Regions from separate parts of the Homo sapiens genome. Here all the other regions are linked to region 5. The links are chromatin contacts, found by Hi-C or POLR2A ChIA-PET in ENCODE. All regions are on one chromosome and are shown on one strand. Each heading gives the region's core, a stretch centred on a gene start or an enhancer-like site at or near the end of the contact. The rest is flanking DNA. Distances are from core to core; before and after follow the strand shown. Region 1 holds the start of RHEB (Ras homolog, mTORC1 binding). Region 2 has its middle 20 kb from the start of GALNTL5. Region 3 overlaps PRKAG2 (protein kinase AMP-activated non-catalytic subunit gamma 2). Region 4 holds the start of PRKAG2 (protein kinase AMP-activated non-catalytic subunit gamma 2). Region 5 holds the start of LINC01003 (long intergenic non-protein coding RNA 1003).

Evidence for each region. A loop is a pair of places that touch in the nucleus more often than their neighbours do. ChIA-PET counts read pairs that join two places held with the same protein, here RNA polymerase II (POLR2A). Pooled maps may share reads with other maps.
Region 1: a loop to region 5 is called in a map of naive thymus-derived CD4-positive, alpha-beta T cell, with 5 times the contacts of the local background. The contact joins the promoter of RHEB here to the promoter of LINC01003 in region 5. A Hi-C loop is called at or near these places in 1 of 168 maps with a recorded cell type or tissue (naive thymus-derived CD4-positive, alpha-beta T cell), 5 of 37 single-sample maps with no recorded cell type and 13 of 50 pooled maps. POLR2A ChIA-PET finds 5 or more read pairs at or near these places in 2 of 52 experiments (OCI-LY7 and activated B cell).
Region 2: a loop to region 5 is called in a pooled map, with 8 times the contacts of the local background. The contact joins the enhancer-like site here to the promoter of LINC01003 in region 5. A Hi-C loop is called at or near these places in 9 of 50 pooled maps. POLR2A ChIA-PET finds 5 or more read pairs at or near these places in 2 of 52 experiments (K562 and OCI-LY7).
Region 3: a pooled map shows a loop between it and region 5 (3-fold over the local background). The contact joins the enhancer-like site here to the promoter of LINC01003 in region 5. A Hi-C loop is called at or near these places in 2 of 168 maps with a recorded cell type or tissue (OCI-LY7 and naive thymus-derived CD4-positive, alpha-beta T cell), 7 of 37 single-sample maps with no recorded cell type and 13 of 50 pooled maps. POLR2A ChIA-PET finds 5 or more read pairs at or near these places in 2 of 52 experiments (activated B cell and activated naive CD4-positive, alpha-beta T cell).
Region 4: a loop to region 5 is called in a map of B cell, with 6 times the contacts of the local background. The contact joins the promoter of PRKAG2 here to the promoter of LINC01003 in region 5. A Hi-C loop is called at or near these places in 5 of 168 maps with a recorded cell type or tissue (B cell, CD4-positive, alpha-beta T cell, CD8-positive, alpha-beta T cell and 1 more), 2 of 37 single-sample maps with no recorded cell type and 17 of 50 pooled maps. POLR2A ChIA-PET finds 5 or more read pairs at or near these places in 1 of 52 experiments (naive thymus-derived CD4-positive, alpha-beta T cell).

What each region holds. Positions count from the first base shown.
Region 1 is chr7:151,517,736-151,521,312 of GRCh38, reverse strand. It overlaps RHEB (Ras homolog, mTORC1 binding), which reads left to right and starts at 1,418. Exons shown (of 8, transcript NM_005614.4): 1 at 1,418-1,853. The coding sequence starts at 1,802. RefSeq lists silencers at 968-1,017, 1,058-1,407, 1,578-1,737, 1,908-2,027, 1,738-2,167 and 1 more and an enhancer at 3,238-3,287.
Region 2 is chr7:151,934,605-151,938,714 of GRCh38, reverse strand. No RefSeq gene overlaps it. Among named protein-coding and RNA genes, the nearest start is that of GALNTL5, 20 kb to the left of the region's middle. Within about 2 kb of position 2,299, at least 6 of the 41 ENCODE cell types and tissues checked have a DNase peak (open chromatin) inside an H3K27ac peak, as active enhancers do.
Region 3 is chr7:151,621,544-151,625,207 of GRCh38, reverse strand. The region is part of intron 5 of PRKAG2 (protein kinase AMP-activated non-catalytic subunit gamma 2); the gene reads left to right. Among named protein-coding and RNA genes, the nearest start is that of RHEB, 100 kb to the right of the region's middle. Within about 2 kb of position 1,292, at least 2 of the 41 ENCODE cell types and tissues checked have a DNase peak (open chromatin) inside an H3K27ac peak, as active enhancers do.
Region 4 is chr7:151,874,668-151,878,842 of GRCh38, reverse strand. PRKAG2 (protein kinase AMP-activated non-catalytic subunit gamma 2) reads left to right here and starts at 1,728. Exons shown (of 16, transcript NM_016203.4): 1 at 1,728-2,336. The coding sequence starts at 2,223. PRKAG2-AS1 (PRKAG2 antisense RNA 1) reads right to left here and starts at 1,801. Exons shown (of 3, transcript NR_038926.1): 1 at 1,703-1,801; 2 at 977-1,006; 3 at 1-281. RefSeq lists silencers at 1,234-1,663, 2,426-2,475, 2,536-2,675 and an enhancer at 2,866-2,985.
Region 5 is chr7:152,461,409-152,465,373 of GRCh38, reverse strand. It overlaps LINC01003 (long intergenic non-protein coding RNA 1003), which reads right to left and starts at 1,250. Exons shown (of 1, transcript NR_027387.1): 1 at 1-1,250. RefSeq lists enhancers at 325-824, 825-1,326 and a silencer at 599-1,618.

The sequences.
Region 1 (3,577 bases), core at 169-2,668, 940 kb after region 5:
AAAAAGGTAAAACTAAACTGATTTTATAATGCAAGGAATTTAGTAGCATCTGTTCAAAAACACCGTGGTGAGGGTATCCGAATCCACAGGATAAAAACGACACATTTTACAGGAGAGTGCATTTTAAGACCTTTATTTTAAAATACTTAAAATAACTATAGCGTAAACCTCAACATTTCATGGAAACATAGAACTTCCAGACATTGATCACTTCTGGCTGGCTGCCTGGGGCTTCCATCTGTAGATCCCCGAGGACAAGAATGCACACCCCAGCCCCTCATCGGAGTGCTTCCGTGGGAAAGCTGGAGGGAGTCGCTCTTGGGTTGGGTGTTCCAAGTCGACTCCAGTCACCTCTAAACCTTCCTACGCTGGAATACAAGGCCTGCCACTCAGCTTCCCCTGGCTTCATTCCTCCCCACCGATCACTGGCAAAGGGCGAAGGGCCATGCCCGGCCTCTGCAGGTCCCCACTGCCAAACAGCCTGGGCAGAATAGGGGCGGGTTCCCCGGCGCGGCGGAGTCTCTGCTAACTCGGCAAGTGCCAAGCCCTCCAGCAGCCACCACGCCGGGCCTGCCTGCAGGCTGGTCCCTCAACGGCACCTGCGTTCCCGGCCGGGCTTCCCTTCCCGCGCCCCTCTGCACTGCACCCCTGGGAAGGCTGTGCCCACACCACGGTCTCCGCCCGTCCACACCGCGGCCCGAGGCGTTCCTGGCACCCGGCTCGGGCCTGCCCGCCGCACCAGCCGCCCCGGTGCTGGCGGAGAACCGGCTTCCCGCCCCGGCGCTGTTCCAGGAGGTGCGCCGAGCTCCGCGCGAAGCGAAGCGGACACCAGAACTGACGAGGCTCGCCCTGTTTTTAATGAAATTCCTAACACTTTGAATTAACGCAGACTCCATGCTTCCCACAGTCCTTCGGCCGTCGGTGACGCTTAGTCACCACTACATCCTCAAACCCAGACACGAACGCTAACGCAGCTCAAGGAGAATTTTCAAAAAACCCCGAGGGAGGAGCCAGCCCACCCGCCCAGGCCACGCGCCTCGCGCCCTTCACGGGCTCAGCGGGCGCGAACCCGCCAACCGCTTAGCGTTTCGCCAATCACCGCACCTCCCACCTATTGCCCCGCCCTGCGCTCCGTTCTGGCCAATCACCAGGGAGCCACCGTTTGTCTCTCCGCCTCTCCCGCCCGCCCCTAACCGGTTGGAAGTTTGAAGCCTTCAAACCTAGCCGGCGCCCAACAGCGCGGTAGCAGCGAGGTGTATTTTTAGCTCCCGGGCGGGCAGCCCCGCCCCCCCCTCCCCGCCTCCTTGTTTCCCCCAATGGGAGATGGAGTTTCCGACACGTCATCGCGCGGCTGTGCAGGAGCTGTCCAATCGGCGCTCGGGGAGAATGGCGTAATTAAAAAGCGGCGGAAGAAGGTGGGAGGGTCATGACGCAGCGAGTTTCAGTCGTGACTTTTCTGGGGGCATCGCGGCGTCCCCTTTTTTTGCCTTTAAAGTAAAACGTCGCCCCGACGCACCCCCCGCGTATTTCGGGGGGCGGAGGCGGCGGGCCACGGCGCGAAGAGGGGCGGTGCTGACGCCGGCCGGTCACGTGGGCGTGTTGTGGGGGGGAGGGGCGCCGCCGCGCGGTCGGTTCCGGGCGGTTGGGAGCGCGCGAGCTAGCGAGCGAGAGGCAGCCGCGCCCGCCGCCGCCCCTGCTCTGTATGCCGCTCTCTCCCGGCGCGGCCGCCGCCGATCACAGCAGCAGGAGCCACCGCCGCCGCGGTTGATGTGGTTGGGCCGGGGCTGAGGAGGCCGCCAAGATGCCGCAGTCCAAGTCCCGGAAGATCGCGATCCTGGGCTACCGGTCTGTGGGTGAGTGGCCGGTGGCCGCGCGGCCTCCTCGCGCCGCCGGGGCCTCGCCTGGGAGCCGGGTCGCGGCCGGGCCTGCGAAGTTTGGAGCCGGCGCGGCCATGTGGCGGGGCGGGCGGGGGCCGCGCGTTTCGTAACCACCATTCTGAGCGGAGGTGGTGGCGGTCGGGGCGGCGTCCGCGCCGGTGGAGGAGCCGCGGTAGCTGGGCGCCCTCCGCGGGCCGGGCGGGCAGGTGGCGGCCGGGCGGAGGGCGTGGGAGGCGCGGGGCGGGGGCCGTCGGCCGCCGAGGAGTCCGGGTCTCGTCTGGGGAAGTGAGGCGGCGCCGGGGAGCCGCGCTAGAGGCTGCCGCGAGGGAGTCACACCTGCCTCCCCGCCTTCGCCGCGGGCGCGCGTGACCGGGGCTGGCGGTCTCCCCCACCCCGCCCCCGATGTAAGGAAAAGAAAGTCCGTGGGATTTTAACAAAGGAAGCAGCGCCTCGGCTTCATTCCATCTGTGGTGAAGTTTACCCTTGTAAAGAAAACTAGGGATTTAGAGGACGTTTGGGCACTGAACGCAAGTTTTCTGCATAGGAAACCTAGGCGATCCCCCAAAAGAGGTCCCTCTGGAGGCCCTCGAGATGCTGCTGGCGGCCTGGGTAGGAAGACAGAGAAAAAGGAATGTCTGATCTCTCGGTGCCCTATTTTTGTTCGGGAAGGAATAAGGTCAGGTACTTGCAACCAGGCTGTTGAAGTAATTCCAAAGTCTTTTTGTTTTCTTTTTCTTCCCCCAAAAGGTTGACATACATTTGAAACAGTTCCTAGCAGTCGCCTTATTGCTGAATAAGGTGGCTTAGGGTCGGGTTGGGGGGCGGACGGGGTGTTACAGAACGAGCGGTTTTCTGGCCTGTGTGAAACCAGAGCGATTGAACTTAGACACGCTTCAGGGTGAGGCTGTATTGTCTCCCGACATCCGGAAGCCTGGAGAAATTAGTTCATCTTTTCGGGCTGTTTTGAAGTAACTGTCTATAGAAGGCGTGCACCGGGCCACAGTTGAGGGGATGGGGAGGTGAAAGCGAGGGTTCCGAGGCTCCCGTGATTGCGGAACGGGGTGACTATCTGTCATGGGAAGCTTGTACCTGCCTGCCGCTCACTGGATGCACTCCCCAACTGCGCTTTCCACCGCCTGTGCCAGGGTCTGTGCTCTTTGACCAAGATCAGCCACTGCATGCTTACTCATCCTTTTACCACCTCTCCGTCGAGAGCCGGGGGGAAATTAAGGGCTGAAAGAAGCTTGGCTAGAGATGCGGGGTGCCTAGAGTCGTAGGGGAACTCTTGTGCGATGCGGTGCTGAATCCGAGGGGATGCATAGGTGGCAGCTTTAACAGCTGCAGCCAGGAAGTAACCATGAATCAAATGGAGGGGTTCAAAGTCACTAATTGTTCAAATATCAACATGGAACCTGGGATCCAGCCTTTATTGGCAGCCTGAATCCATGCTCTTGTCTCTGTTCTCTTGATTTCCTCCTCTGCATTTTGAGGAGTTGGGACCGCGAGGTGTTCTGGCTCTTGGGTGAGCCTTCCCTAGTCAGTCAAGTAAGTACTTATTGGCAACTATTTGGAAATAGTAGTCCCTGAATAATCACGTTATAGGCAACAAGTACCTCGGCTACCTGATTTCAACCCAAGAGAATGACCTAAAGATCTTGACTGATTTACCCTTTTCAAATGTCGAAATGGTAGCTCTAGTC
Region 2 (4,110 bases), core at 1,050-3,549, 530 kb after region 5:
ATGGAGCTGGCTTCGCTCTTTAAATCTCATGAACCAATGAGGTTCAAAAGCTTCAAACTTCCTTCTGCAGCTTCCTCACCTCTCTCAGCCTTCAGAGTGGAAGAGAGTTAGGACCTTTCTCTGGATTCGGCTTTGGCCTAAGAGAATGCTGTGGCTGCTTTGATCTTCTATCCAGACCACTCAAACTTTCTCTGTATCAGCAATAAGGCAGTCTCACTTTCTTATCATTTGTGTGTTCCCTGGAGTAGCAGTTTTAATTTCCTTTAAGTACTTTTTTTTTGAGATGGAGTCTTGCTCTGTTACCCAGGCTGTAGTGCAGTGGCATGATCTTAGTTCACTGCGGCCTCCACCTGCCAGGTTCAAGTGATTCTTCTGCCTCAGCCTCCCAAGTAGCTGGGATTACAGGTGCACACCATGCACACCACCACGCCCGGCTAATTTTTGTATTTTTAGTAGAGATGGGGTTTCATCATGTTGGCCAGGCTGGTCTTGAACTCCTGACCTCAAGTAAGCCGCCCGCCTCAGCCTCCCAAAATGCTGGGATTACAGGCGTGAGCCACCGTGCCTGGCCAAGAACATTTTCTTTGCACTCACAATTTGGTTAACTGTTTGGCACAAGATGCCTAGCTTGGGGCCTATCTCAGCTTTCGACATGCCTTCCTCACTTAGCTTAATTACTTCTACCTTTTGATTTAAAGTCAGAGGCCTGTGACTCTCCTTTTCACTTGAACACTTAGAGGCCATTGCAGGGTTATTAATTGTCCTAATTTCAATCCCCAGGGAACAGGGATGCACAAGATGAGGGAGACAGACAGAGGAATGGCCAGCTGGTGGACCAATTAGAACACATACAACATTTATCAATTAAGTTCACTGTCTTATATGGGACCCCCAAAACAACTACAGTAGTAACATCAAAGACCACTGATCACAGATCATCACAATGATATAATAATGAAAAAGTTTTAGATACTGCAAGAATTACCAAAATATGACACAGAGACATAAACTGAGCATGTGCTGTTGGAAAAATGACACCAACAGACTTGCTCAAAGCAGGGCTGCCACAAACCTTCTATTTGTAAGAAATGCAACATCTGGGAAGTGCCATAAAGCCAAGCATGTTGAATAAAAGCCTGAATTAACTTTGTCAGTGGGCCACTAGTTGACCAGAAATTTTTCATTCTGATGTACTAAAAATCATCTTCCTTTTTTTTTTTGCTTACAGCTTGTGTTTTGAAATTTTAAGAGGTCCTTCCCCACCCTTGGATCGCAAGGAAGTGTGTCATCACCATATTCTGTTAACTTATCATTTTACTGTTCATATTCGGTATTGGCTTCATTTTGAATAGTCCTATGTATGTGATGTTGGTTTTTTACCCCTGCAGACACTGAAATGACTTCTAAATATCCACAAGTAACTCGTCCTTTCCCCACTGATTCCTGGGCTGTCTTTATCATGTAATGATTCCCATGTAATATAGTCTCTCTCTGGGCTCCCTCTCCTGTTCCCCTGGTCTGTGTGTCTGTCCTTGGTTTTGTGTTGTATCTTAATTCCTAGTTGAGCAAGTTTGACTTAGCATTTCATGGATTTTTATACTTCCATAAAAAATTTAAATCAGGGCCAGGCGCAGTGGCTCATGCCTATAATCCCAGCACTTTGCGAGGCTGAGGCGGGCGGACCACTTGAGGTCAGGAGTTCGAGACCAGCCTAGCCAACATGGCGAAACCCCGTCTCTACTAAAAATACAAAAATAAGCTGAGCTTGGTGGCACATGTCTGTAGTTCCAGTTACTTAGGAGGCTGAGGCAGGAGAATCACTTGAACCTGGGAAGCAGAAGTTGCAGTGAGCTGAGATCACACCACTGCCCTCCAGCCTGGGTGACAGAGTGAGACTGTCTCAAAAAAAACCCCAAAAAACAAAAAACAATTAAGTCAGGTTTTCAAAGTCCTTAATAGGATGGTTGAAATTCTGATGGGAAATCTGAGTAGCATAAAGGCATTCTAAGTGGGGAAATGATAGGCGTGAAGGTAGGAAAAATGAGTAAGTCAAGGTTAAGGCACGTGACCCATTTTTGATGAAGCTAAAGGTATCGAGGTATCTTAACATCACCAAGTTCTTTCTCTTTTCACAGTTTAACAAAGTTAAGATCAAGGTATCAGTTATACTTTTATTGTATAAAAGCACATAAGATGACCTATATCCTTTACTCATGCCAAGAAAACTACCTGCTTTACCCACTCTGCTCTTGATGCGCTGTTTAAAAAGCAGTTTCACTTCCATAGCAACACATTCGTTTCCTTTCCACTTCCTGTAATACTTGCTAACTTTCACTTCTGGTTTGTTTTGACTCCTCTATTTTGGAAGTCATTTCGTTTTCAAGTAAAGTAAACATGAACAACTCTAAAATACAACTTATACCTCTGTGTCTTAGTCGAAACAATACAAACACCCTAGCACTTTTCATCTTTAATTCAACTAGACGTTCACTACCAGATGGCATACTAGGCCCGTTGAGTTTTGCATTACTTAGTTCCTTAAAAATAAAAGGAGAGAGGCTGGGGCCGGTAGCTCATGCCTGTAATCCCAGCATTTTGGGAGGCTGAGGCGGGTGGATCACTTGAGGTCAGGAGTTCGAGACCAGCCTGGTCAACATGGCAAAACCCCATCTCTACTAAAAATACAAAAATTAGCTGGACGTGGTGGCACATGCCTGTAATCCAGCTACTTGGGAGGCTGAGGCACGAGAATTGCTTGAACCCGGGAAGCAGAAGTTGCAGTGAGCCGAGATCATGTCACTGAACTCCAGCCTGGGCGACAGAGCGAGACTCCATCTCAAAAACAAACAAACACACACACACACACACACACACACACACACACACACACACACACAACAGGGAGAAATAAAAGCAAAGTGCTCAGGTCAGGCTCTGGTCAAACCAGGGCAAAACAGACAGCTCCCCAGGGAGCTCAGGAGGAATTCCCAGCTCCTGCAGGGCTGAGCAGAGAGACCAGCTGGAGAATACACTTCCTTTTCCCTCTTCTTGTCTTCCACCTGGCCCTTATTTCCATTTCTGCTTTGTCTCCAGGCAGGTGCACACTCCACCTTTTCTCATTGATGTGATGGTCCCCACTCCTCTGTCCTGCCAGATTTAGGTCAGCTGTTCTGAGCACACGGCAAAGCAGCTTTAGACTCCTGCACTGTCGAAAAACACTCGCTGAGCCTGAGTAATTGCAAGGAAAACGGATGCATGCTGTCAGATCCTCCACTGCTATTTTCTCACACTGAAGTCTATTTTTCTTAGGTATCTAGATACCTTTAATTTCCATTTCTCTCACTCCTTTCTTGCCATCTGTTCATTTTATTATTGTTCCTTATTTATACATTAACATTAAATATACTCTTTTGAACGTATAATAATGACTTTCATAATTAAAACATTTAAATGGCTTATTCCTTCTTTCTTCGAACTATTTTTATCTACTTATTTATTTTGAGATGGAGTTTTACTCTGTTGCCCAGGCTGGAGTGCTGTGGTGCGATCTTCGCTCACTGCAACCTCTGCATCCTGGGTTCAAGTGATTCTCATGCCTCAGCATCCCAAGTCGCGGGATTACAGGCATGTGCCACCATGCCCAGCTAATTTTTGTATTTTTAGTAGAGACAGAGTTTTGCCATGTTGGCCAGGCTGGTCTCGAACTCCTGACCTCAGGTGATCTGCCTGCCTCAGCCTCCCAAAGTGCCGGGATTACAGGCATGAGCCACCGCACCCAGCCTCTTTCTTCTGATCTTCGTTCTCAGCTCTCACCAAACTGGCTTAGAGACTTCACTAGGAAGATGTGTCCTCCGCCATCCCAGAATTCTACAGGTAAGTCTTTCACCATCTTTATAGCCCAGTGGTCAAATAGCAGCTCGGGATCAGACAGGTGAGGCTGCATCAGTTTCACTTCCGCTCTGCAGTTCATTATCTGTGTGGCCTTGGGCAGCGTCCGGGACTTCTCTGATTTCCTGTAAACCAGGCTTGCTAATGCTGCCCCCATAAGATTGTTGTCATTTTAAAACAAGAAAATTCAGGCAATTCGTGTAACCTGGTGCTTGGCACATG
Region 3 (3,664 bases), core at 43-2,542, 840 kb after region 5:
GGGAAGCCTTCCCAGAAGCCCCGATGAAGACTTCCCATGCTATCTCATGATCCCTCACAATTGATAGGTGCTGTTAGGGGGACGCACTTCTTTGTGTTTCCCAGTAGCCCCTCCCATTTATTTGCCATTACATTGTAAGCTCTGTGAGGATGGAGACTGAAATCTTAATATTTGCCAGGTCTTGAGGCCACTGGGATGAGTGAAACTTGGTTTTCAGTAAACATTTGTCACACAAATGAACGTATGTATTTTGGAGCTTATGCTTTTACTGTGGCACCTAGGCTTGCCATACTTCAGGTGGTCAATGTTATTTCTTACAAAGACATAAGGCATTTCTATTTGAGGCATTGGAGAAATGAGAGGAATTGCATTTGCCATGTTGATGGTGCGCTAATCAAAGAGCAGTGAGGGCGGAGCAACGGAGGAAGTGAAATGACTGAGTGAACCCTGGAGGTGTGAAAGGCTTCTCCACCCGACGGTGGGTGACATCAGGGCTTGTGACGTTTGCAGTTGAATAACTGAAGGCAGTAGCAAGTGGGTAGAGTGGGATGGCTCGCCTGCGGAATCTGGCATCCGAGGAAATCGCCTTGACACCTTCCTTTCATGGCCGTGATTACACTTGTGCTAAGGTTAGGGGGAACAGAGCCAGGTTCATCTCTGATATGAAAAGGGAAGAGCGATTTTGGGGGAAGGGAACTAGTCTGGGAACCTTTTGGCTAAATTTTAGTCACTTTTTAATCTGTTTAATATGCTGCCACGGCCGGGTGCTGTGGCTCACCCCGTAATCCCAGCACTTTGGGAGGCCAAGGTGGATGGATCATTTGAGTCCAGGAGTTCGAGATCGGCCTGGGCAACATGGCGAAACCCTCTCTCTATAAAAATAAATAAATAATACAGAAAATTAGCCAGACATGGGAGGTGAGTCCCATGCCTCCTGAGTCCAGGAGGTTGAGGCTGTGCTGAACCATGAGGGCATCACTGCATTCTAGCTGGGGCAACAGAGCAAGACCTTATCTGAAAAAAAAAATATATATATATGTACACACACACACACACACACACACACACACGCTGCCTTCTGTCCCACTTGGAGCTGTTTCCCATGTATCTGAATTTATATAACATCAATGAGGTTTCTGAACATCATGCTAACTGATTCATTTTATTTTAGGTTGTACTTTGGTCATTTGTAACTGACAGGAAGTTGCTAGCAATAAGTTGTTATTTTATGAATCATTTTCCACATTTTCTTGGAAGTGGAATGTTTCATTGTTCCGTCAAGACCTCCTCCCCAGTACACACATGCGCATTGTAAGACGCTTATTTACCCTCTTTCCTTGGCTCTCAGTCTTCACGTTGACTTCTCTAGCTTTGAAGCTTATACATACATACGATGTAACCCCCCTTTTTTTAATGCATGTGTAATTAGAGCCATAGCAATTAAGAGCATGAGTCAGATTCACCTTAGAGTCTCATTTCTTCTACTTAATAACTGTGAGAACTTTAGTAAGTTTCTTAAAGCTTTGGTTTCTTCATATGTAACTTGGAAATAATAATAGTACCTAGCCAGGAGGATTATATGTGGATTAAATAACATGGGCATGATATCCACTAGAGCAGGGGTCCCCAACCCCCTAGCCACAGACCACTACTGTTAGGAATCGGCCCACACGGCAGGTGAGCAGCAGGCGAGCGAGCATTACCTCCCGAGCTCCGCCTCCTATCAGATCAACAGCAGCATTAGATTCTCATAGGAGCGCGAACCCTATTGTGAACTGCACAAGCAAGGGATCTAGGTTGCACACTCTTTATGAGCTTTTTTTTTTTTTTTTTTTTTTTTTTTTGAGACAGAGTCTTGCTCTGTTGCCCAGGCTGGAGTGCAGTGGCGCAATCTCGGCTCACTGCAAGCTCCACCTCCCAGGTTCCAGCGATTCTCCTGCCTCAGCCTCTCAAGTAACTGGGATTACAGACACTTGCCACCATGCCCAACCAATTTTTGTATTTTTGTAGAGACGGGGTTTTACCATGTTGGCCAGGCTGGTCTCAAACTCCTGACCTCGTGATCTGCCTGCCTCAGCCTCCCAAAGTGCTGGGATTACAGGCGTGAGCCACCGTGCCCAGCCTTCCTTATGAGACTCTAACTCATGCCAAATGATCTGAGGTGGAACAATTTCATGCTGAAACCATCCCCCTGCTCCCCCATCCATGGAAAAATTGTCTTCCATGAAACTGGTCCCTCCCAAAAAGGTTGGGGACCACTGCATTAGAGGGCCTGGGATGTAGTATGGGGACCGCTGCATTAGAGGGCCTGGGATGTAGTACAGTCTCCATCAGCAGTAACTGCGATGATGACTAGGAAGACAAGAAGAAACCGAGCAAAAATTTAAAGTGATTCCAGCGATTCTGTTCTTCTGCACTGTCAGACTTTGCCCCATGTGGACACAGGTATGTATGCCACATATAGTTGGCAGCTTTTGCGATTGGATGTTTGTGCTTATCCCTGTTCCTGAGAAATGCTCTCAGGAAAGATGGTGTGTCACCATTTTACAAATGAAGAAATTCAGGCTCAAGGGTATCAATTTGTTCAAGCTCACAAGAAAGGCAGTAACAATTCTGACCTAGGGTTGGTCTAGATGCTTCTGTCTTCTCCATTGCCTCCCATTTGAACTGGGAGTACCTTGAGTAGTCCCCATTGGTGAACACTGGCTTGCTACCTGACATCTTCTATTGGTGACTTATTGTAATGGCTCTGCCAATGGTTTTTTTGTGTTTTGATTTGCAGTAGTAATTCTTGTCAGTGCTGTCACACAGTGTAAAAACAATGGCACGCCATAGTAGAAACTGTCAGAGGACGCACAACAGAAAGATCCATTATATTGCAAAACCCCAAAGAGGTGCACACATTTATGGACGTATGTGTAATCTCTGCGAAACTCCAGTGTTTCATTGTGAGTTAGGATAGCCTTTTGTCAGAGTCTCAAACTTCAGGACACTTGCGGGGACTTGGATGAAGTGCCCATCTTGAATTCATCAGAATGAATTCACCAAATTGCTCTGCCACTCTTGTGACTCAGCGGTTTGCTGAATATATTCACTTACCTCTCTTCCCTCCTAAAGTCTACTGAAATGACATAGATCAGTGAAATCAACTACAAAGGTAGTCATGCTTAATAAAAACAAAAACTTAGTTCTTGGATAAGTCAGTAAAGTGGATAAACCTTTGTCAAGTCTGTTCAGGAAAAAATGGGAGAAAATGCAAAGCTTTAGAAAGAAGAGAAGCTTCTTAACTATAAATGCAGAGATCTTTAAAAGTAACGTTGATCAAAGCACACCGGCCGGGCATGGTGGTTCACGCCTGTAATCCCAGCACTTCGGGAGACTGAAGTGGGAGGATCCCTTGAGCCCAGCAGTTCAAGACCAGCCTGGGCACCATGGCGAAACCCCATCTCAACAAAAAAAATACAAAAACTATCCGGGTGTGGTGGTGCACGCCTGTGGTCCCAACTACTTGGGAGGCTGAGATAGGAGGATTGCTTGAGCCTGGGAGGTGGAGGTGGCAGAGAGCCAGGATCACACCACTGCACTCCAGCCTGGGCAACAGAGATGGTACACTTTAAATTGGCGAACCTGTGAATGTGAATTATATCTCAAACTATTTTTGTTG
Region 4 (4,175 bases), core at 479-2,978, 590 kb after region 5:
ATGACAATTGGGAATAATTTTTAGTGGGGACAGAGGCTAAATACTACCCCCTCCCCTTTTCTACTTCTAACCAATATCTTGAGCATTCAGTGGGACAATACAGTCTTGCTGGGTCTCTTGAAATCCTCTAGCAAGAAGCCAGCCAGGAGAAGACCCAGAAGTCCCACACCTGTGGGGCCAGGATGGCTGCTTGGTTGCTAAACCCAGACAGGGTCCTTCCAGTGCATCTGCCCCTGTCAGGCTCTGTCTCGAGACTGGGGATCTTCCAGGCTGGCTTCATTCTGGACCAGAGAGCAGAGGAGAAGGAGAAAGAATATAAACCCACCCCTATGAGCCAGGGAACCACCCAAGCTGTAAGGATTTTGTGCAAGCTGCTGGAACTCGGGTTGGAAAAGCCACCCGGCAAGCAGCTGAAAGGAAGGATGCTTCTCCCTGCGTGGGCGCACGCCTGCTTCCTAAGAGATGATCCTTTGGGTGGGCTGATCATGCCTCCTCCTCTGGGGAGGGAGTCCTGCGAAAGCACGCACCTCAAAAGGAGTAAAGGCCCTATGGTGTCCCCAAAGCGACCCCTGTCGCGTTCTTTCTGCGGGTGGCCTCCCTGCATTACTGATTACTCGGAGCGGCTGAGCTGACGTCAGCATTCTGGGAGCGCCAATGACCTTTGGGGTCATCACATCCTCAGAAACTAGAGCAGGAGGGGAAGCGACCCCCAAGCCAGCACTCCCCCTACTTTCCACCAGGGAGCCGAGGTCGCGCCATCCTGGGGCGCATCTGGGGGTGGGGGACACACCAGCCCCCTCCCCCAACCCCTCTAGGGCCCTCGGCAGCAGGCGGTACTGGATGCCCACCCGGGGCTCTAAAGGACCTGGGCCGCACCGGGAACCCTCGCCCGGGTCTTCGAGCCCTCCCCTTCTCCCAATTCTTTCCGCAGTCTCAGGAGCCCCACGTTTCCCGCGGCGTGGGGACACGCACTTACCGCGGATCCACTGCGCAAACCTTGATGAACCTGAAAAAAGCAGGGTGGGGTGGGGTGGGGTGAGGGTGGGGGTGGCTAGACCCTGCTCGCACCCAGCGCCACGCACCGCTCTCTGGGCGGGTTCGAGTGCGCGCGCCGGGCGGGGCGGGACCCGGGGGCTGCGGTGTTTCGAGAAGCACGTGCTACTTCGCGCGCAGCGCCCCCGGAGACTGTGGGCTTCCTCGCTGCCTGGTCTACGGCAGGGCGGGCGCGGGGGCGTGTTTCAAAGGGTAGGGCACACAGTGAGACGCCGGGAGGCGGGATGGATCCGAAACCAGCTCGCAGCGAGTCCCAAGCGGCTGCGGCCGCCGCAGGGGTCTGGGCGCGGCGACGAGGGCGGCGTGGGGCGACGGGGAGCGGGACGGTGGCGCTGCACGCCGCGCACTTCCTGTTCAACACGCGCCGCCTCCCACCACCCGCGCTCCCCGAGCTTGCGTCGGTGCCAGGCCCGGCCCCTCACTGTCCCCTTGCGGTCCCCTGGGGCCGCGGCGCGGCGGGGGGCGAGGAGCGGGCGCCCTGCCCTTCTTGGCCCGCTGGACTCCGGGCGCCCCCTCCGGCGCGCAGGGCCGCGAGCGCCGCCGCCAGAACTTCTGCCAGCGGCCGCCCGTAGCCTAATTGCGCAGAGGGCTCGCCTTGCACCTCCTCTTCCCCCGCCGCCCTCCCTCTCGCCCAGAAAGGAGGACGGACCCAGCTGCAGGCTCCGAGCTGGTTTATTCTGCGGCCGAGGATTACATTTATGCACGAACGGGCTTACTGGTTCCAGATTCCCCACTTGGGCACAGGCATAGGAGGCTTGTTTTCCAAATTGCTGGTTTTAATTGCACCTGCCTTTCAGATTACCTCTGGGAATCTGTGGGAGGAGCCGAGAGGGTGGAAAATGTTTCTTAGCTTTGCAAAAGGAAGAAAACTTTGTCACCCAGCGGGAGACCTCAGCCACGAGTAACCCGGGGAGACACCAGAACCGGGACGGGCTTTGACTGATTTGCCTACGAGGGTTCCGTAGGAAAGGACGCTTGAATTCGGCGCTTCGGCGGCGGCGGCGGCCGCGCGAGTTCCCTGCTCACCCTCCCTCTCCGCGGAAGTCCCCACGAGGTGGCTTCAGGGTGTAACAGAGCGCGCGGCTCCAGTCCGAAGGCAGCGGCCGGGGGAGGGAAGGAGGGGACCGAACCCCCGAGGAGTTTCGCAGAATCAACTTCTGGTTAGAGTTATGGGAAGCGCGGTTATGGACACCAAGAAGAAAAAAGATGTTTCCAGCCCCGGCGGGAGCGGCGGCAAGAAAAATGCCAGCCAGAAGAGGCGTTCGCTGCGCGTGCACATTCCGGTGAGTCCCAGCACTCGGTCCCCTGCTCCCCAGCCCTCCTGTCGCTCCCGTCCCCGGCGCCGAAGCGGTTAACGCTGGACGCCCCGCGCGCGCCGTGCGTGCCCCTCCTGTCACTTCGGGCGGCTTGGGGAAAGGGTAGAGGGACAGGGCCCGAGCTGGGCTGGCGGAGCCGGGGCTCAATCTCTCTCTCTGCCCGCGTGCAGCCAGGGCTGGGGCTCCGCCTGGGGCGGGGGCTGGGCGGCTGCAGACTAGAGGGGGCGCCGGGCGCGGCGGGTGGGCGGCTGGGCGTAGCCCGGTATCCAGCCGGGTGCGGGTGCGGGGGGCGGTGCGTTGTGTTGTTTTGCTGAAAAGGGACGGTGTGGACTGCGCTCCGGGGAGGTGGAGCCCGCGCTCGGCTGCTGGAGACGGAGAGAGGGGAGGGGAGGGAGGAGAGGGGAGGGGCGGTGGGTGGGGAAAGCAGCGGGGCGGGGGTTGGGGGGAGCTGTGTAGCTGCGTCTTCCAATGCACCCCCTCCGCTCCAGTTTCTCTCCGGGCGTTTCTGGGCCTGGAGCGGGGGTCTCCTCTGCCGCCGTTCCCTTCCCCCGCCCCGGGAGTGTACTTTGGGTCTCTGTGGTATTTGGGGGCTCGGAGCTCCCTAATCCGTGCAGGCTGCATTGAACTTCAGCCCCGTCCGCGCCAGCCGCCCGGGAGGACATTGGCGACTCGGATCTGCCTGCGGCTTCACTTTGTCCAGCCAGAGGGGCGGCGGGCCGCGTAGTGGTTCTCTTTTCGGAAGGCGCCCCGGTAGCCCGCGGCCACTGTTCCTCGCCTCCACGTAGCGGGGTAGGGCGGTGGGAGGTGTGGCCCACTGGGTCACACCCTCCGCCTCAGCCAACCAAGTAAATGTTTGTGTACACACACACACACACACACACACACACACACACACACACACACACACACACCAGAGTGCTCCGTAGAGAAAGTTATTTTGCTCTCCCGGGGCAGGGTGGGAGTGCGCAGTGAATGGGCTGTCCGGACCCCTCATTAAAGCTAATCCTTCCCGACAGGGTCAGGCGCAGCTGGCATGGCCGAGGCAGGCCACTCACTTCCCACTGTGAATCCCAGGGCGCACTGCCCCGTGTTTGCTGAGCCACCCTTCTTTTAGACGCCCCGCTAAGGTCCTCCTGTGTAAACTCCGGCCCACACGTGCCTAACGCTTGGGTGAAGAGGGTGGAGTCCAGGGGCGGGTCTCCAGACACCTGATGCCAAGTAGCCCCACAGGGGCCCTGGGCCAGCCCTCCCTGGCTGGAAAGCTCTGGGGCTGGAAACTTGGACCCCTGGCTGCTGTGTGGCCCCCACGGTGGTGACTCGATTATGCAGGAATAAGTGTTCTATTTGAAAATGAAACATTCTTGTTTACATCTCTCATGTAAGACATTTAAAACCATGTTCGTGAGTTAAAAGTTAGATGTTGCTGCCACAAACCTCTTAAACAGTGATCACTTGAGCTAACCGTGTAACTACTGTTTCTCCCATTTGTCAAATGCAGGAAATAATACCCATTTTTCCTGCTTTATACGGATATTGAAATAAAGTAATTCATGGGAAAACTCTTTTTTATTGTTTTTTTTGTTTTGAGTCAGGGTGTCACTCTGCTCCCCAGGTGGGAATGCAGTGGTGCAATCATGGCTCACTGCAGCCTCAACCTCCCCAGGCTCAAGTGATCCTCCCACCTCAGCCTCCTGAGTAACTGGGACTACAGGCATGTGCCACCACACCCATCTAATTTATTTATTTTTTTTGTAGACATGAGGTTTTACCATGTTGCCCAAAGCTGGTCCACATGAGCTGGGCTCG
Region 5 (3,965 bases), core at 1-2,500:
ATGTCTGAAAATGAAGTATTTTTATCTGTTCCGAAACGCCATAATATTGCAAAGAAGCATTTCAAATTATTGTTGTGTGAAATGTTCAAATTTAGCATTCAAATTTAGCGTTTTCCCACATTTTACCCTTCAATTTACACAATTTGGAAGAAGAGTAGATGAGTTGGTCATTGTTACTTAAAACAATGCGTCACCTTGTTAGGGAAAGAAATTAACATAATGGTCAAGGAGTGATAATTAAACAGAACATGACATTTGCTGTCCATTCAATGTTAAAGTTCTAAGCAAATTAGCATGGAGAAAAGGGATGGGTAGAAATAATAACAGAGCACTAGTTGATTAGTCCGCCTCCACATCCACGCTGCAGGCGTTGGACAGATCCGGCTTTACTGAGTCCACCATGCAGGGAAATGGACGCGCGGGCTAAGCGGAATCCCAGGGGCGCGATCGCACCGGCTGGCGTTCCAGCAAACCCTGCATCCCAGGCCCTGGATTCAGGCTGCCTTCTGAGTCTTTGACTTATTTTCCTTTGCCTGGAAACAGAACGCCGCGGTCCGTACCGGAGAGGGAGAAAGTGCAGGACGACCCGCCGGGAAGACCCGAGCGCGTGCGCCTTCCCCGCGGCTCCACGGGCACAAAACGGTGGCTCCGGAGCTCCTAGACCCAGGCAGCCCCAGCTGCGCGCGCGCCTCCCCCCGAGCGCGGCCGGGCTCCCGCGGGAAACAAGCGACCGCGGCACGCGTGGGCGCGGCGGGTGGGTGCCGGCGCCAGGTTCCTCCCGGCTCCCCACTGCGGATCCTCGCGGCTCCTCCCGGCTCCGCCCAGCGGCTCACCCCGCGGACGGGGATCCCTCCGCCCACCGCCGGCCCTTCCGCGCCAAGTAGTGCGACCCCGGCCCCCGCAGCTTCCGCCAACCCAGGCTCGCGAGGACGAGTCCACGGTCGCGGGCGAGAAGGAGCGACGCAGAGACGGCCGGGGGCGCGGGGCAGTCCCGAGGTTTTCCCCGCGAGGCCGCGGGGGGTCTCCCAGTGGCCAGGGAGAGAGCGCGCCCAGGTCCGCGGAACCACGGCTCCTGCCGCGGCGAGCGGGCCGGGAGTCTACGGTCGGGGCAGAGCCGCCCGGGAAGCCGCGCGAGGACGGCGGCCGGCGGCCGGCGGCGGAGGCAGGTGTCCCGAGGCCTGCCCCACCCCCACTACCGCGGGCAGGAAGAGGAAGGAGCCGCGGCCGTGCCTGGCGGGCGGGGGTGCCCGACCCGCGGAGCGCGTGACCTAGTTCGTCCCAAAGTGGATTTGACAGGTTGTCAGCTCCACTCCCCGCCCCCACCGCCTTCCGGGTCTCCCTCCTCTCGGGGGGAGGCCCACCGCCCGCGGTCCTCGGCTCGGCCTCCCATTGGCTCTCTCGCCGCCTGGCGCCCCGCCCTCTCGGTATCACCCTTCCATTGGCTTGGGACCCCGCCCCTGCCCCTAACTCACCCTCCCACTGGCTTCGTGCCGCCTGGCACCCCGCCTCAGCCCAGAGGACCCGGCCCGCCCTCCCATTGGCCTCGCACCGCCTAATTCCCCGCCCTCGCCCCGGCCCGCCCTCCCATTGGCGTCGTTTCGCCTAGTGCCCCGCCCTCGCCCCGGCCCGCCCTCCCATTGGCCTCGAGCCGCCTGGCGCCCCGCCCCTTCCGCGGGCCCCGCTCCCAGCGCAGCCCGGCTCTCTGCTTGTCTGCGGGTTCCTGCGGGCGTTCCTCAGTGTCTGCCTTCTTCCTTCCCTCTTGAGTGTTGCTCCTCTTCCTCTCCTTTTTTCCATGTCTCTCCTTTTTCTGATCTCCTCCCGTTTCGGCAGCCCGAGCGCTCTTGCCCGGTTGCACCCCGCAGCCTGAGCTGGGCTCCCGGTGCCGGCTGCCTGAGCTCCAGGACCTGCCCTGGGGCCCCCTACAACCTTCCCGCCGCTCCCGGAACCTGACCCCTCTGTGCTTCACTTCTCGGTTTTCTTCCCTGAAATAAGCAGCAGCGAATCCCTTCTCCAGGTTTTCTCATGTGTTCAGTCTGCAAGGCTTCTCCCTTTCTCCACCCTGCGCCTCGGTTTCTCCCCCGCTTCCCCGCCCTCCCTAAACTCAGCCAAGTGGAACAGATCTCCCAGCAAAACAAGGCAGAGGGCGAGGATAAAAATGATAAATGTCAATATCAACATTTTTATTGCTTTAGGTTTTTAAAACAGAAAATTAGCAGGAACGCCCAGATCGACCCAGACCTAGGATCAAGATGGAGTTTCTTAAAGTACCAAGTGAGACTGCAGTGACAAAGTCGATTATCCCAGCAATATAATCAGCTTTGCCTGGGGAATTTACTTTTACTTTGTTTTTATTTGTTTGTTTGCTTTGAGATGGAGTCTCGCTCTGTCGCCCAGGCTAGAGTGCAGTGGCGCGATCTCAGCTCACTGCAACCTCCGTCTCCTGGGTTCAAGCAATTCTCCTGCCTCAGCCTCCCAAATAGCTGGGAGTACAGGCGCCCACCACCATGCCCAGCTAATTTTTGCATTTTTAGTAGAGACGGGGTTTCTCCATGTTGGTCAGGCTGGTCTCGAATTCCTGACCTCAGGTGATCCGCCCGCTTCGACCTCCCAAAGTGCTGGGATTACAGGCGTGAGCCACTGCGCCCGGCCTACTTTTAGTTTATGCAGTATTCTGGCGATTTAAAGTTTGTATTTTTTTTTTAATTTTCTGAGCTCGTTTTGTAAATGGCTGCTCTTGAACGTAAGGATAAATTGACTGATGAGGCTGAGGTTTGGAGCCAATCCCCGCACAAGGCATTTGGCATCAAACACGAGAAACCCTTGGCTATTCAAATGAGGAAACTCAAGTAACTTTCCCAGGGTCACTAAAGTCGGAGACCTCAAACGTGGACCCAGGTCAGGCTCCAGAGGTCCACCAGGACGACCCATCATGGCTCATGAATGTATCCGTAAAAATGGCAGAACTGCTCTTTCCAGCTGCCTTCCTACCTATCATGGGGGTCCTAACCGAGCTCCCCATCATGACATTCAAGGCCTACCTTATAGGATCCCTGCCTTACAGGAGCAGTTTCAGTGCAGCAGGCACACTGACCACCTTTCTGCCAAGACCTTTTTGCCAGAGGGCCTTTGCACTTGAATTTCTTTAGACTTTTCGCCTGGCTTAGCTCGTCTGTCACCTTGGGGAGGCATTTTTCTTTCTTTCTTTGTTTCTTTCTCCTTTTTTTTTTTTTGAAACGGAGTCTTGCCCTGTCGCCCAGGCTGGAGTGCAATGGTGCGATTTCAGCTCACTGCAACCTCCGCCTTCCAGGTTTAAGCGATTCTCCTGCCTCAGCCTCCTGAGTAGCTGTGATTACAGGCACGTGCCACCAACCCTGGCTAATTTTTGTATTTTTAGTAGAGATGGGGTTTCACGATGTTGGCCAGGCTGGTCTCAAACTCCTTCACCTCAGCTTACAGGTGTGAACCACTGGGCCCAGCCTCTCCTCTCTTCCCTGCTCCCCTCCCCTCCCCTTCCCTCTTCTCTCTCTTTTCTTTATTTTTCTTTCTTTCTTCCTTTCTTCCTTCGTTTCTTCGTTTCTTCCTCCTTTCCTTTCCTTTTCCTTTTTTTGAGATGGAGTCTCACTCTGTCGCCCATGCTTGGCTCACTGCAACCTCTGCCTCCCAGGTTCAAGTGATTCTCCTGCCTCAGCCTCCCTAGTAGCTGGGATTACAGGTGCCTGCCACCACACCCAGCTAATTTTTGTATTTTTAGTAGAGACAGGGTTTCGCCATGTTGGTCAGGCTGGTCTCGAACTCCTGACCTCAAGTGATCTGCCCACCTCAGCCTCCCAAAGTGTTGGGATTACAGGCATGAGCCACTGCACCTGGCCTCTTTTTCTTTTTTCTTTCTTTCTCTTTCTTTCTCTTTCTTTCTTTTTTTTTTTTTTTTTTTTTTTTTTTTTTGAGACAGGGTCTCTCTCTGTTGC